Linked DNA regions of Homo sapiens: region 2 is linked to region 1. A link is an interaction called in ENCODE POLR2A ChIA-PET data of the cell type or tissue named here. Cell type or tissue: PC-9. All regions are shown on one strand. Links, peaks and the distances in the headings refer to the core of each region. The heading gives the core; the rest is flanking DNA. Region 1 overlaps SCMH1-DT (SCMH1 divergent transcript). Region 2 overlaps SCMH1 (Scm polycomb group protein homolog 1).

Region 1 (2,922 bases), core at 285-2,784:
CCTAAAATTAGTCTCGAGTCACAGATCAGAACCTTCATGAATTCTCATTTTATAAGTGGGAAAACTGAGGCCCAGGGAGGTAAGTCCTCTCCTCTCCTATTCAGCCTCCCTCCAATGATTGCTGGAGCTGACTCCTACTGACCTGCAAAGGCCAATGATGTGCATCTCTTCCCAATTCAGTCTTAACAAGCTACTGTTGGTAGCTTGCTATCAGCCACGGTGAGAGTATTTACACCATGGGTATTGGCAAATGCTGCAAATCAGGGATTTTTTTTCTTTTCCACCAGAGATCCAGTTATTAAACATTTGCCAACACATCACTGGCCTCTCCCTCCCATAAGGAAAAGGAATTATAAACATTAGTGGGGATGTTTGGGAACAACCCACATCAGAGTCTAGGCAAACTATCTCAACCTAGCTTGGCTGTGATTTTGTCACAAGTAGCCATGTGCTCTGTGATTGACTTGTGTCAGAATAATCTGAGGGTATAATTGAAAATGTCTCCTGGGCCCCACTGAATCGGAATCTCTGGAGGGAGGACCCTAGAATCTGCATTTTAACAGTTATCTTCAGATGATTCTTTTGGTTCCTGAGTTTGAGTATCTCTGCTCTGTATTCTCATTGCCATATCAAATGACACCTAGTCACAGAGGGCAAAGTTTAGACCCTCAAAAAAAATGTAATTCAGCCTCTATATTTCTTGAATGCCTGCCGTGTGCTCACTGAGAGTGAATGAAGACAGGCCCAGGTCTACTTATATCTTCTTTCCCCTGTCTCTGGGGTGATGGTGGAGAGCTCATTGGCATCTAGACATTGGAATCAGACAGAGTTCCACCCACATCACCTTCCAGAGAGCACTAGGTGAGTTTGCCTGCTAGAAGTTCCAGTAGAATCTGTTAACACAAAGGAAATATATAGTCAATTTTAATTATCCAACTAAGTTGAAATCAGAAGAACTGGGTTAGAATCCTGGATCTGACCCACACTAAGTGGACTTGCCTCTAAGGCAAGTTCCTTAACCTCTCTAGAGCTCAGCTCCCTTCTCTGTAAAAGGCATCTACCTTAGAGGTTTATAAGAATCTAATGCAATAACCCTGGGGAAACAAACTGATTTCTACAGTGCAGGACACACATTGATTTCCTCAGCTAGCTCACCCTTGCAGGTGAGCCTTCCACAGCTCAAGCATCATGGGGCTGTTTTCCTCTTCAGACTGTGAGCACCTCAGAGATACCCTGGACTTACCTATCTCTGTATGTGCTCAGCACATATTAAGTACTTCCTAAAGGCCTGTGATTGAATATGAATTGTATTAGTCAGGGTTCTCCAGAGAACGGAACCAACAGAAGATGATAGATAGATAGATAGATAGAGAGATAGATAGATAGATAGATAGATAGATGATAGATAGATGATAGGTAGATAGATAGATAGATAGATAGATAGATAGATAGATAGATAGATAATTTGTTATAAGGTTTTTGCTCACATGATTATGGAGGCTGAAAAGTTCCAAAATCTGCTGTCTGCCAGGTAAGAGACCCAGGAAAGCCCAAAGTATAGTCCAAAGCCTGATAGTCAGAGAGCCGGTGGTGTAGATTTCAGCTCAGGTCTGAAGGCCTAAGAACCAAAGCACCAAGCGCAAGAGATCAATGTCCCAACTCAAGCAGTCAGGCAAAGAGCAAAATCAACCTTCATCTGCCTTTTTTGCTCTATTCAGGCCCTCAAGGATTGGATGACATTGAGGGCCATCTGCTTCACTCAGTCCACCAATCCAAATGCTAATCTCTGCTAGTCAGACATATCCAGAAATAATGTTTAATTAACTATAAGGGCATCCTTTAGCCCAGTCAAGTTGATAGATAAAATTTACTGTCACAAGATCTATGTGTAGATACAGACAGGTAAAGCTACCCACACACAGATACTATTATGGGATTATTCCCCCAGTGGTGGCATGGAGTTGTAAATAGAGCACAGGGATTGGGGTCAGGAGTTTCAAGTATTAGGGTGGGGAACAGTATGTATTGTATAATAAATTACCACAAACACAGAGGCTGAAAACAACACATGCTAAGTATCTAACAGGTTCTATGGGTCAGGATCTGAGACTGGCTCAGCTAAGTCTTCTTCCTATGGTCTCACAAGACTTCAGTCAAGGTGTTTCCCAGGGCCAGAACCTTGTCTGAGGCTTGGCTGGGAAAGGATCTGCTTCCATGCTCACTCAGGTTATTGGCAGAATTCAATTCCTTATGGTGGTAGGCTTGAGAGCTTCAGTTTGTTGTTGGCTGCCAGTCAGGGTCCACCCTCAGCTCCTAGAGATGCTGCAGTTCCTTGCCGTGTGGCCTCCCAACATCCGCAGGCTGCCACATGCCAGCTTGCTTCTTCAAAACCAATGGAGAGGCATAGGGAGACTCAGCAAGACAAGTGCCACGCTTTCTTTTTTTTTTTTTTTCGAGACGGAGTCTCACTCTGTCCCCCAGGCTGGAGTGCAGTGGCGCCATCTCGGCTCACTGCAAGCTCCACCTCCCGGGTTCTCGCCATTCTCCTGCCTCAGCCTCCCAAGTAGCTGGGACTACAGGCGCCTGCCATCACGCCTGGCTAATTTTTTGTATTTTTTAGTAGAGACAGGGTTTCACCGTGTTAGCTAGGTTGTTCTCAATCTCCTGACCTCCTGATCCGCCCACCTTGGCCCCCCAAAGTGCTGGGATTACATGCTTGAGCCACCGTGCCCGGCCCCACACTGTCACATAATATACCCATGTCATCGCTGACATGGCACCATCTATCCCACCTATCTCATCACCTTTGCTGCATTCTACCAGTGAGAAGCAAGTCACAGCACCACTGCAGCCACCCACCCCCACCACTCAAACAGAAGGAATTACAGAAAGCCATGACATCAGCAGGTGGGATGGTGAGCA
Region 2 (2,922 bases), core at 313-2,812, 150 kb after region 1:
AAGGAAAGGATTTGGATAGATATTTCTCCAGATAACATACACAGATAGCCAATAAGCACTTAAGATGCTCAATATCATTCATCATTAGGGAAATGCAAATCAAAGCCACAGTGAAATACAACTTCACACCCATGGATACAGCTATAAGCAAAAGACAGATAATAACAAATGTTGCTGAGAATGTGGAAAAACTGGAATTCTCGATCATTGCTGGTGAGATTGGAAAATGCTGCAACCACTTTAGAAAACAGTTTGGATGTTACTCAAAATGTTAAAGAGTTACCATGTGACCCAGTAAGTCCACTCATAGATATATACCCAAAAGAATAGAAACATATGTTCACACAAAAACACATAATGAACATTCATGGCAGCATTATTTATAGTAGCCAAAAAGATAAAACAACCCAAATGTTCATCATCTGATAAATGGATAAATAAAATGTGGTATAGCTAGAGGACAAAATACTAATTGGCAATAAAAAAGGAATAAAGTACTAATACATGCTACAGTATAGATGCATCTTAATAACATTATGCTAAATGAAAAGCCAGTCACAAAAGATAATCATTGATGATTACATTTATATGAAATGTCCAGAATTGGCAAATACACATAGACAGAAGTAGATTCGTGGTTGCCAGTGACTAGGGGAGGGAAAATGGGAAATGACTGCTATTGGGGTTTCTTTTGAGGATAATGAAAATGTTTTAAAATTAGGGATGATGTTTGCACAACTCTGAATATCTTAGAAAACACAAATGTAGGGTGAATTTGTGGTATGTAACTTATGTCAATAAAGCTATTATCTAAAAAAAATTACTTGAGCTGGTCTGTGGAGAATGAGTTGTACAGTGGTAATTGTGGACAAGGAAGAAATGAGGTTGCTTGGATTAGGATAGTTGCACTGAGGTGGAGAGATCCTCGGGCAGAATGAAAGGGAAACACACTTCTTGGCTCAGGAAAGTGCCACTCCTCTCTGTGATGCAAGAAACAAGTACCCTGGGGTCAGTATGGTAAATGCATTGTGAGGAAGCACTGTGAGGTAATAGCTCTGTGGAAGCAGCAAGAAGCGAGGTACCTTGGAACTGATAGCAGAGTCATTTTTGTTACTTGAGGCTAAAACAGGATAAGCCTTGGTGCTCTGGGCTTTATTCAGTTAATAGGTTGATTTTCTCATTTTCATGCCTAGGGAATTCACTGTTCTTTTGACTGATAAATCTAGAGCAGTTAGGCAGTTCTCCAGAGCCAACAGAGCTGACGGTCTTTGTGTCCAGGTTGCTGGATATGCATTCCTTTTTGGCTGCAAACCTTGCTGATAAGAAATATGACTCACTCTGTGGCTGATGCTTCCAGAGAAGTTTGCTGACTGTTTTCCTCTCTTCTGTGTCTCTGGAGTCCTTAGATTTTCAACAGAAGATGGTCAGAGGACCAGGCTCAGAAGGTAGAGAGAGACCTTCCAGGTGACATTTCCAGACCAGGTGCTTCAGTCATCATTCCAGCAGTTAGGTTGTTCCCTCTAACAACTGTCTCCTCCCACACTTTACACCCTCAGTAAGTCCTACAAAAGCGCTTTCTATAACAGCAGAAGTTTGGCCAGCAGTCTCCATGTCCTGGCTAAGGAGCAAGTGATGCAATGTGGAAAAAATGTGGTTACTCAATTCATTTCACAAAACAAGTTGTTCTCTGTGTGTAAGCCTGTTCTCTTTCTAATCATACTATTTCCTCCTTCTTTCCTACCTTCTGGTCATTAGTATGCAAATGTTAAAAATTCAGAGTAAGATAATGTTTCCTGCTCATGGCAAATAGGAAAAACCAATATTTATTTAATGTTCCTTTACACACAGATTTTCATTTTATCTTCTGGTAACTCTGAACAAGGTATAATTATTTTCAGATACATTTTATTTATGAGAAAACTGAAGCTCAGATAATTAAATGACTTGGCTCTGTTGATATCTGAGTCTAGAGAGTGAAACCATGGAGATCTTTTAGTAGAGCCACCTGTCAGGACCAATATATCACTGAGGCATATTGTTTTCACACTTGTCTCCCTGATACTCTTCCCATTCTCCTTTGGCCCTTCTTCAAAGCTTCATTTGAGACCCTGGATTTTGGCTTCCAAATCCTGATAAAAAATAGGAAAGAAAAAGTATGGTGTAGTATCAGAGCACTGAACTGGGTTCTAGTCCCAGCCAGGCCACAAACTTGGTTACGTCATTGAGCAAGTCATTCTTACATGTGAGAGGCTGAACTACATGATCCCTAGTGGGCACTTTTACCTCTGTAATACTATCTAGTTTAATGATCTTGGGAATAGGTAGCAGGTGACTCCTGTGCCTCTGTCTCCTACATGATTTTAGGTTCATCAGCTCACCTATCACCTATCTCTGCCTTTTTGAAGTAATTCCTGTGTGCCAGCTGTCTGCTGCCTCTCTTTTTCTCCTTTTCTAAGCCAAGTAGTATCCCTTTTAGTTGCTAAACTCCTGTGGCCAAGCCAACTCTGATGGGTAGTAACTACCAAGCGTCCAACTAATCCAGAGTACTTGGTTATAAAAGGCAGAAGCTTTTTACTTTTAGCTTATTTTTTGTGACTTAAAATAAAACTGAAACAGATACATGCTTTAGTTTTTAAATGTAAAAAGCAAAATGAAGAATTCAGTACATATGGCATGACTATGATGCTAATCATACCTTTAGCCATCATGATAATCCACTTGACTTCCCCTTGCTCTGATTTCAGGCTGGGAAAGCCAGTTTCAGATTATACCTTAGCTCCCTATGTGGATTGATAGCAGCGAGACAACATGAGACCCAAGCTACTTTATATTTTTATTATAAATTAATATATTGCTATTCTGGATTAGTACATTCGTCTCTTGTGACTTCATATGTTGTTAAACTGGATCTGTCTGCTGTCT

What was found. ChIA-PET counts read pairs that join two places held together with the same protein. Peaks named below come from ENCODE experiments on the same cell type or tissue, not always from the same donor. Only the 100,000 strongest peaks of a DNase experiment are listed, where the experiment ranks them.
Region 2: POLR2A ChIA-PET joins it to region 1 with 17 read pairs; 2 of 35 experiments call an interaction of 5 or more read pairs at or near these places.

What each region holds. Positions count from the first base shown.
Region 1 is chr1:41,259,439-41,262,360 of GRCh38, reverse strand. SCMH1-DT (SCMH1 divergent transcript) reads right to left here. Exons shown (of 3, transcript NR_186015.1): 2 at 1,488-1,618. Among named protein-coding and RNA genes, the nearest start is that of SCMH1-DT, 19 kb to the right of the region's middle. In PC-9, for the core only: no CTCF peak of the experiment used is centred there; no DNase peak of the experiment used is centred there.
Region 2 is chr1:41,108,192-41,111,113 of GRCh38, reverse strand. All of the region lies in intron 8 of SCMH1 (Scm polycomb group protein homolog 1), which reads left to right. Among named protein-coding and RNA genes, the nearest start is that of SLFNL1, 88 kb to the right of the region's middle. In PC-9, for the core only: no CTCF peak of the experiment used is centred there; DNase peaks (open chromatin) are centred at 993, 1,293 and 1,643; H3K4me3 peaks cover 2,007 bases; H3K27ac peaks cover 2,500 bases.